Linked DNA regions of Mus musculus: region 2 is linked to region 1. Evidence: chromatin loops called from intact Hi-C (ENCODE). Cell type or tissue: left cerebral cortex. All regions are shown on one strand. Links, peaks and the distances in the headings refer to the core of each region. The heading gives the core; the rest is flanking DNA.

Region 1 (5,381 bases), core at 189-5,188:
GCCTCCAAAATTCATGATGTCTTGGTTTTTAATACCAGGCCTCCCCACTCTTACATAGAAAATGTACAGCTTGACATTCATGTGGATCCCAAACAACTGGAACTGGGGCTATCCCAAAAGCTGTTGCCTGTATGTGGAATATGTTCTTCTTGCTGGGCTGCCTTGTCTGGCCTCAGTGGGAGAGGAAGCGCCTATCCCTGCAGAGGCTTGAAGCGCCAGGGTGGGGAAAACCAGAGGAGCCCCACCCATCTCAGAGGAGAAGAGGAAAGAGAGGGGGGAAATTGTGGGAGGAGTGACTGGGATGGGAGCAGTGAGTAGAATGTAAAGTGAATAAATAAGAAAATTATTTATATGTATATGATGATTTGTATATGCTCAGCTCAGGGAGTGGTACTATTAAAAGGTGTGGCCTTGTTGGAGTAGGTGTGTCACTGTGTGTGTGGGCTTTGTCCTAGCTTCCTGGAAGACAGTATTCTGCTATCAGCCTTCAGATGAAGATGTAGATTCTCAGCTCCTCCTGCACTATGCCTGCCTGGATGCTCCCATGCTTCCTGTCTTGATGATAATGGACTGAACCTCTTACCCTTAAGCCAGCCCCAATTAAATGTTGTCCTTATAAGAGTTGCCTTGGTCATGGTGTCTGTTGACAGCAGTAAAACCCCAACTAAGACAAGATAGATAGATAGATAGATAGATAGATAGATAGATAGATAGATAGATAGATAGAATTGATAACCTGACAGACATTAAACTCACCTAACAAAAGATCTTCTAGGAATGTCTGTGGAGAGTTTATTGTTATTTCATTCATTAATGTGGGAAGACTTGCCCACTGTGGATGTCACCATTCCCAGGCTGAGAGCCTGGACCATGTAAATGTAAGAGGAAGTGAGCAGCAGCATGCATTCATCTTTCTGTTTCCTGACTGGAGCTGTGAAGCGATCAGCAACTTCGGGCACCCACCTTGACTGCCCTGTCATGACTGACTGTACTCTTGCACTGTGAACCGAACTAAACCCTGGAGAAAAGGATTTTATCACACAACCAAAAAGTAAGACAAATGCCATTTTATCAGAAGATATTTACTGTGGGGCCTGCTGCATGCTAAGCAAGCACTTTGCTACAAAGCTGTTGCTCTCTAGCCCCTGTGAATCATTTTATTTCAGAAGTCTGACTGCCAGAAATTTCCAAGTTCAGCAGTCAGTAATTGCAGAAAGTCTATCAGTGGGAAAGTTGATTATATCAGGTGACACAAAGCACATCCTAGAACCACAGTGCTCCTAGGAGCCTTACCTTCTGAGAGGCTGAGGTCGGACAGACCCTCCCCTAGAGGCCTGATCCTGTTACTGAGACTTGACTAAGTGTGAGAAGACACCTCATAGACCTTAAAAAATAGCATGCGTCAATGATCCATAATAATACAGTGTGTCTGGTTTTTTTTTCCATTTCATAGAATAAGGCTGGACCATCACTGGAACATTACCTTTGACATATATTGGATGTATCTTCAGATCATATCATGAGAAGCAATACAGAACAATATACTACAGTGTAATAAGTGGAACAGGGCTGGGGGCATAGTTTAGCCAATGAAATGCTCACCTTGCTTGTATCCTCGGGACTGGTGGATCCCTGGAGCTCATCAGCCAGTCAGATGTCAAACAGGTGAGCTCCAGGCTAATGAGTCTCTCTCTGTCTCTGTCTCTGTCTCTGTCTCTGTCTCACTCTCTCTCATGTACACACACATACATGCATGAATGAGGTGGATAGCATCTGTTGGACTATCCACATATTCATGCAGGCACACATGCATGCATAACACCCCCAACATACATTGTGATGGTTTGTATATGCTTGGCATGTGGGTGGGGAGACACTATTAAGAGGTGTGGCCTTGTTGGAATAGGTGTGTCACTGTGGGCGTCGGGTTTAAGACCTCTTTCCTAGTTGCCTAGAAGTGAGTCTTTCACTAGCAGCCTGCAGATGAAGACGTAGAACTCTCAGTTCTGCCTGCACCATGCCTGCCTGGATGCTGCCATGCTCCCACCTTGATGATAACGGACTGAACCTCTGAACCTGTAAGCCAGGCCCAATTAAATGTTGTCTTTATAAGAGTTGCCTTGGTCATGGTGTCTGTTCACAGCAGTAAAACCCTAACTAAGATACACACACACACCTGCATACATATGAGCCTCTCTCTGTGTCTCTGTCTCTGCCCCCTCCTCTCACAGACACACACACACACAAACACACACACACACATATACACACAGATACACACAAAGAGACACATGCTACAAATGGAGTGGATAGCATCTGAAGGACTAACCCCACATTCATGCAGTCACATGTGCATTGGGCACCCACACACACACACGCATACACACACCTGCATACACATGAACCTCTCTCTGTGTATCTCTGTGTCTTTCTGTCTCTCTCTGTCTCTCTGTCTCTCTGTCCCTGTCTCTGTCTCTCTCTCTCTCTCTCTCTCTCTTCTACACACACACACACACAGGACAGTGCAACACAATATCATATTAGACACATGTTGCCTGTCTTAGTTCCTTTTCTTGTTGCTGTGATAAAAATACTAGCAAAACCACCAATCTCTCCAATGATTCTATATTCTATTAAGTTGACAACACCATCATAGTGATTCGATGCACAATATTTTCATTTTATGATAGTGTAAATGTGATATACATAACCACAAGACTCCAATTTTTGAATTCTCAACTCTCTAGGGGATTGTGACATGTGGTCACAAGACTTGGTGAGCCACTGGGTGGCAGCAATGAGCCATAGTTCCCAACCAGCCCAGTTGTCACCAAAGGAAAACAATCTACACATGACTGTGTGCTGTGAAGCTGAGCTGGGGTGCCTACGAGGTTGGTGACTTAGATGAATTTCCAATTCTCGTGGATTCGCCAATGGGGACAATACAGTAGACTAAGTAGAGTGAAGTACTTTCCTTGCAAGCAAGAGATTTTTAGTTCAATCACAAAAATCACATTTAATAGCCAGGCAGGGGTTGAAGAGATGGCTCAATGGTTAAGAGCACTCACTGCTCTGCCAGAGGACCTGAGTTCAGTTCCCAGTGCCCATGTTGAATGTCTCACAACTGCCTATAACTATAGCTCCAGGAAATCCAATGCCTCTGGTTTCTACAGGCACCTACACTCATATGTGCTGGCCATATGCACACACACACATGCATGCACTCCCACATACACATGCACACATATACATACACCTAAAAGAAAACCACAATATAATGTAGGACCATACAAAGCAATATGGAACAGCAAAGCACTGTGTGATGTAGTCTACGAGGACGTGAAATTCAGTTCCTCACCATGCTATAGGGCATAACACCACCCATCACTACACGGCTCAGCACAGCATGATACATACTTGCCAGTATTTGGGTGGACAGGATATGAATTCAAATTCTGTCCTTGAGGAAGCCTTCTTAGTATCTTCGGTCTTCGGTTTATTCACGTAGAAAACGGGAACAGCAGGAGGAATCACTTCCACAGTTTATGGCCAACATTGTGCAGAAGCAGGCATGCAAAGCTCCAGCCCCACCTTGTGTCAGCACAGTGCAGCATAGCTCTGTACTTCTGGGCCTGATGCCTGGGTGTGCCCAGGGTGACACCGGCTCTGTACCTGAACTTCCAGATGCCTCTCACACTAGGTCACCAGGCCAGTGCTCACTCTCTTCCTATCCCTGCTTCCCCTCTGTGCTGATGTGTCTTGGAGGTGCCTAGCCATTAGCATGTAGCCTGGACTTTTTCCTGCTGTGTTAGCCAAGTTGTTCTAAAGAAGCCGAACCGACAAAAGACATATACAGTATAAAGGGGACTCGTTGGATTGACTTACACAATGGGTCCTGGGTAGTCCAGCAATGGCCAACTGCATGCTGCAGAGGATGAGAACTCCGTGGTTGCCCAGTCCATGAGGCTAGGGCATGGTCTCAACTTAGTGCTGAAGACGGGGAGGATTTCTAGAGAGCTGCTGGTCTCCAAGATGACATCAGAAAGCCAAGTAGACTGAGTTCTAGTGTCAGTGAGCACAAGCAGCAGCTGCTTGACGGCAGCAATGTAGATGCATTCACCCGCAAGGCAGGTCACCAGCAAGGCAGGCAAACGAATGCTGCTTTCCCTCAGCAGCATTCTGCAGAGGGAAGGTACTGCCTACAGGCATGCCCATTCCATCTAGCCTTTGAAACACAGGCTGAGTCTCCTCCTTCTGCCCCTCCTGCAGATTTTCAACCGTCCACACCCCCTGCCCCAAATGAGCTCAGGTCAAAAATGGGTTGCAGCCTTTGATGGGGTCCCCTGTGTCCCTCTATCCCTAGCCACCTTCTCTCCCTGATCCCTGGATTCCTTTTTTCAAGGGGAGACTTAAAAGAAAGCCTATATAAACAGGTAAGAGAGCTTATATAAACAACGAGGGGACCCCCGGTGCTCAGTAAAGGATACCCTCTTCCCATTTATGTGCCCATGATGCTGTTAACAACTAGCTGCAGAGCTGGAGTGTGCTATCTAGGACACCATGCATCTCACAGAGAGAGTCTTCCCCATCCCCTTCTTTAATCCTGCCCCCAAATGGCCTCACAGACTCACCCGCAGCAATGTCTCTTAGTTGGTTCTGGATCCAATCATGATGACAACCAGTATTAGCCATCACGCCTGTCACACCAAGAGCTGTGCAGCCTGAGCCTCTTCTACACCTGCCCCAGAAGCCTCCCTGTCCTACGGCTGTGGCGAGCTTGCTCCTCAAACTCAGCACCGAGCCTCCCCAGCCTGCACTAAGTTCCGTTTCTCACCCTGTAGTGTTAGGCTGGTACCGTCTGCCACAGCTAGAAGGACTTTTCAGAGGGAGGCCTCCATCCTTCAACAGTATTTATGAGGTTGTCACCAAGTAATGCACAAATATTCACAAGATAAAGGGCCTCACAGTGAGCCATGGAGATGACAGCTTGAGCTACGCAGAGAAATCCTTCCGACACAGTGATCAAACCAAAACAACTTTTCCACATTTATGCACGGTGGCATCTCAAAAGTCATCCATTAGAAGAATCTTTATGCCACTGCCAGCTCCAGGAGAGACACCCACCATCAGGCTTTGGGCAATGCACTCCAGGCTCTTATCCTAGGGCAGGGATGGCTAAGTGAAGCACCTGGCTCACAGGGCACAGTGTTGCATGGCCAGGACCACTAACTGGGGCTGTGGCCACACCCGGAATGGCAGGTTCCTGGAGCACCTGGGACTTCACAGATGTTTCTGCCACCCCTGGCCTTTGAACCAAGAGGCTGAGTCTCTGCCCTCTGATTCCATAGCTAGATCATCAGCTCTTTCCTCCCCCTTCCCCA
Region 2 (5,381 bases), core at 111-5,110, 370 kb before region 1:
CCTGACTCCACAGGAAAGACAGATAGACCCCAAGGTAAAAGGCTTCCTTCACACCCTGTGATTTTCCTTGTCTTCCCATCATGCGTCTATCCCTCCTCCAAACTTTAGAGTCTTTCACCTTAAGGGCTGATAGTGCTTGGAGATCCATTTTCCCAAACCCCTCCCTGTTAGATAGGGCGCAGACCTTGCCCCTGAGCCTGACCTCCTGAGTTAGGTGGCCTGGACCCACATAGAGGAAGGGAGAATCAGTTCACACACCCTCATCCCCATTCACACACCCTCATCCCCATTCACACACCCTCATCCCCATTCACACACCCTCATCCCCATTCACACACCCTCATCCCCATTCACACACCCTCATCCCCATTCACACACCCTCATCCCCATTCACACACCCTCATCCCCATTCACACACCCTCATCCCCATTCACACACCCTCATCCCCACACAAATAAATAAATGTAAAGCTTAAGAAGCAAACAAAGAAGCAAATCAAACAAAGTAAGGTTAGAATTACTGGTAGGTATGGAAATGGCCCTGATCTGAATGTTACATAAAAGCAGGTACAGAGAATTTGTCTGTCCTCCAGTGTTAAGTGAAAGAGACCGGCAGGTCTTCAGAGCTCTGTGAAGCAACTCCTCTGCCTCACACTCACTCAAGCACACACATGTGCTACAAACTCACACATGCACATGTACACACATATATATGCATATGCGGGCACATACATGCACACACACACGCAAACATATGCACAGTTTCTTGACTGCACCTGTGGGTTAAGTGTTTTATTGTCAGGAACCAGAAGAACTTTTTTGCCATAATTTAATGAAGTTTTTTCTTAGCTATGTTCAAATTATATATCTTATCATTTTCTGAGTCTTAGAAAAGGCTAATGAGTCTCAAGCTAGAAAAGACCATCTGTTGAAGTATTTTATAAGGGCTGATTTGGAAAGAGGTATTACAGGTGATATGTGTGTGTGTGTGTTCATACATGGTATGAATGTAAATACAGTGTTTGTAGAGACCAGAAGAGGTTGTTGGATCCCCTGGAAGCAGAGTTGTAGGGGGTTATGAGCTATCAGATGTGAGGGTGCTGGAGACTAAACTTAAATTCTCTGCAAGAGCAGAAAGTTCTCTTAACCCACATCTCCGGCCTCTGACAGGTGATTTTAACATTTAACAAAGTGGTAAGAAGCTAACACAAGTATTTCTCAGCAATCCTGATATGGTGCCATGGAAGCTAGGGTCTTCTGCACTTTCTCCAGTGTCTGAGGATCCAAACAGCTGTAGAGAAGGTAGGTTATGCTTAAGACAGTGAGGCCTCTTGGGTTATTTTAGAAAATGAAGGTCTATGGTCACTTTGTAGAAATCTGAGCAGTCTGAAGCAAGATTTTTTTTTTTTAAAATAAAGTCTTCCCAACTTTCTCAGTCCTTTGGCACTTTTATCTGTCCAGAGAGACTGTCAGGAAAACAACAACAACAACAACAACAACAACAACCACAACAACCACAACAACCAGAAAGCGTTTATGTCCTCTCGGTGGACATCTGAGGAAGCTCGAACGACCAGTCTTTTCTTAGGTATGTCTTGCTATGTACTGAGTCAAGTACAGGTGGTGTCTTGATTCTGCCTCCTGGGTTACCATGGAGACAGAGTGGCAGTGTCTGACATCTTCTCAGATTGGGGATTTGAGTTTTTGACCCCCCACGGCACATGCGATGGTAGCAGCTGATGCCTGTCTTACTGGGCGACACCCTCATGAATCTCCCCCCCCCCCCAATAACTTCCCTCTGGTCTGCCTGAGGCAACAGACTTGGCTTCTCCTCACATGCAGACACCTTTTGTCATCAGTGTGCATCCTGATTTGGCAGCTCATTTTCTTTTCTGCTTCCGTAGAAGCTGGGCACATTTAATTCAGGAAAAGGGGTGTCAGAGCCATTTCCATGGCCCCTGGAATACTGCCTGCCTGGCATATATACTCTCCTTCCAATGGCCTTTAGGAGTCATTACTGTCACTAATGTTAGAGTCAGACAGCCTCTGGAAGATAAGATGCTAAGGCCATATTTACCAAGAGAAAAACTTTGTGTTCTCTGTCATAAAATCTCCTTTGTTCTCTATGTAGTAGCATGAATGGGAAGGACTACAAAGCACAATGTGGAATGTGGGTGAACCAGCATCATTCCCCACGTGTGAATTTCTGCTTAAACTGGTAACTTTACAATTTCAAGCTGAGGTTTTGAGAGGAAATGGCTTTTTCTCTTGGAAGCTGTTTTAACCTTGCCCTGTCTTTTTTTTTTTTTTTTTAAGGTTGTTTGTGAAGCTATTTTTACCTGTAAACCAATTTACTTTGGTATTTAGTAGGGGTTAACCTTTTTTTAAAAAAAAAAGTTTATTTATTTTATTGTATATGTATGAGTGTTTTGCCAACATCCCTTGTGCCCTGTGAAGTCAGAGAGGGCACTGGATCCCCTGGATGGTTGTGAGCTGTCATGTGGATTCTGGGATGTGAACCTGATACTCTTCAAGAAGAACCAGTACTCATAACTGCTGAGCCATCTCTGAGGCCCCAAGGCTAACCTTTTAATTCAGGTCTTATGGGGGAGACCTTTACCATGCCAGTATAACAGAAAAATCTATACCTAAAGGTAGCCATGAATCCTGGAATAATTCTGTGAAAGAAGTGACCCTTATATCTAAATTCTCTCTCTCTCTCTCTCTCTCTCTCTCTCTCTCTCTCTCTCTCTCTCTCTCTCCAGTGCTTAGAGCATGAAAAATTTCCATTGTCTTTTGAACTTTGTCTGCTAATCACTCAATGGAGACACATCCCAGGAGCTCACCATCAGGCGTGATGGTGAAGAACACGTTGGGGTTGATCGTAGCTGCCAGCGGAGGGCAGCACAGAACAGTAACATCTGCAGGCCCCATTCCTTAGACCTTGACCCGCTAGAACTGAGCAGAGTGCTCTGTATGGATAAAACCCATTCCCCTCCTTCACTCTAGTAGACAAAACCAAATGACATGAAAATCTCCCTCCAACGAGGGCAGCCACCAGTTCTGTGACTCGTCAACCTGTGCTGATGACAAAGTTACTGGTACTTCCGAGCCCTTTCCTCTGACAGTGTTCCTGTACAGGGAGAGGTGCTGGCTACAGTGTATCCTGGTGCTCCCCACTGAGGACAGGGCCCATCTTCTAGGCTTCTGGTTGAGTAGTAACATAGTATGAAGCCTATGATAAGCAATCAGCAACCACGGGAAGATAGTTGCTCTCTGCCAAATCTGACCACAGCCAGACATAGAAATGTGACTAACTACAGCTAAGGCGGATCTCTTTCCTCAATCCCACAGAACTGTGGATGGGATTCTAGGGTCTGACTCAAAAATCCCTGTGGAACTTTCTGGATCCCCACAGCCAGCTGAGGGGCACATTAATCACAAAGTAGAGACACTGTCAGCATCACACACACTTCTGGAGGCCCGAGAGATGCAACCCCAGGGAAGACCAGGGCTGGAACATCCACTGTGAGCACTCCAGCTGCCAGATGCTGTTCTCACGTATATTACTACTTTCTTCACTGCTGCAACAAAAACCATACAAACGCACCTTAAGGAACCAAGGGTTTATTTTGTCTCTGACGTCCATGGACTTCAATAGGAAAGGCACATGATACAGTGGGTCACACTGTGTTCATAGCCAGGAAACACACAGAGGTTAAGGTTGGCATTTTTATTTAGTCTGGGACTCCAGCCCGTGAAATAGCGCTGCCCACATTTAGGATATTCTCCCTACATCAATTAGCCCAGTCCAGAAACTTTGCCAAGGGGTTTGTCTCCTAGGTGATTCTAAACTCTTTCCAGATACAAATCAATACAACACAATCACAGACTCCTACACTGCACTCTGACCCGGTGCAAAAGGCATTGTTGGTGGCTTGTACAAAAGGAAACAAAGTGTGTGTGTGTGTGTGTGTGTGTGTGTGTGAGAGAGAGAGAGAGAGAGAGAGAGAGAGAGAGAGAGAGAGAGAGGCTTTCCTCTACAGTTCTACACTGGGCTGAGCACAAGGGGTCTGGGAGAGTAGATCTAAGTACTAAGATGGGGTTTCTTCTTTTCAGGTTCGTGACATGGCCAGCAGGATGTAAAAAATGAATGTCAATTGCCCTGGCCATGGGAAAGCATATTTTTGTTGGCAGGGATGGGCATCCTTGGACCTGCAAAATTAACAAGAAGCCCAGAGCTCCTTAGGAGCTGCCAGTGGGCCCTGGGTCAGGGTGTAGAATGATGGGGAGGAATGTGAGCCCTGAGCCAGCAAGGCTGTGTCTCTGAAGCAGGGAGTTCAGCCCTTGCTGGCAGCATGAGCTGTGCAGGTGCTTAGAGCCCTGGGCTGAGCTTGCACTTAGAGCCATGGGCTGGGCTGGTGCTTAGAGCTGGCTTTGGGCTGCCAGAACCAAGGCAGAAGGAATTATATCAGAGATGTGTTATGGCACCGTGTGGCCAAGAGCCAAGATTTAACTTCCTGTAAAAATATCCAAGAGGCAGCAGGGCTGCTGGACACAAGCAGATCCTGGATCTTCCTCTGGAATCTGAGGCACAGAGCCATATGGCTGGATGGATTGTCTCTGTGGCAGACCTGCCTCGTGTATCTATTTCTCTGGGCCTCAGCTGATCTTACTCTCCATCCCAGTCGAGCAACTCCATGCAAGTTCAGGAATCTTCGCTAACATTTGTTCTCACTGCCCAGTGACCGACTTATACTGTCAACTCCTGCCAACCACCTGGTGACATCACTCCTATGGGCCACTAGACCTGAAGGGAAGCCAGTCTTCTCTAAAAACTGCCATAGTCCACAGGATAGGAGCCACAGGGCAAGGTTTCATTCTCTCTGCTCTGACTTCTGCCTCCCACCCAAGTCCCTGGCTTGATCATAGCTTTTATTCTCTCCCAGCCTCTTCATTTCTATGCAGTATATTTGGGGATGGAGGTCACTCACCACCATCCATAAGCTGGCCAGCATGGTGTCAAGAGATCACAAGCAAATGTAGTAACCAAAGTCAGCCCACATGTAGGCAAGTCCTGTCCACTCTGCGAGCTTTCCACTCTGCAGACACGCATCACCTGTGAATATTGGTGGACCAGGTGTGGTTTGTTGATGCTTTTGATTGTAACCTGCACATTGGGAAACTCACGGGAGTAGCATCTCTGTGGGTCTAGTGGCTACTGGCATGTAATGGGTAGCTGAGCAGTTCCTAGAATCCTGTGATCTGAGAGGGAAGCGTGCTACCCTAAGGTGTCTCCTGACATCTGTGCATATGGCCACAGTGAGGTGTGACAGAGATGACAACCAGGAGATGCAGCTAGTCAGAATCATGGCAACACCA

Evidence for each region. Peaks named below come from ENCODE experiments on the same cell type or tissue, not always from the same donor. Only the 100,000 strongest peaks of a DNase experiment are listed, where the experiment ranks them.
Region 2: it touches region 1 in a loop (3-fold over the local background); 5 of 42 quality-filtered maps call a loop at or near these places.

Annotation. Positions count from the first base shown.
Region 1 is chr1:34,894,524-34,899,904 of GRCm38, reverse strand. It overlaps the pseudogene Gm19430. Among named protein-coding and RNA genes, the nearest start is that of Plekhb2, 47 kb to the right of the region's middle. In left cerebral cortex, for the core only: CTCF peaks have their summits at 2,790 (motif pointing right) and 3,584; a DNase peak (open chromatin) is centred at 2,804.
Region 2 is chr1:35,264,352-35,269,732 of GRCm38, reverse strand. No RefSeq gene overlaps it. Among named protein-coding and RNA genes, the nearest start is that of Gm25096, 88 kb to the right of the region's middle. In left cerebral cortex, for the core only: a CTCF peak has its summit at 2,897 (motif pointing right); a DNase peak (open chromatin) is centred at 2,898.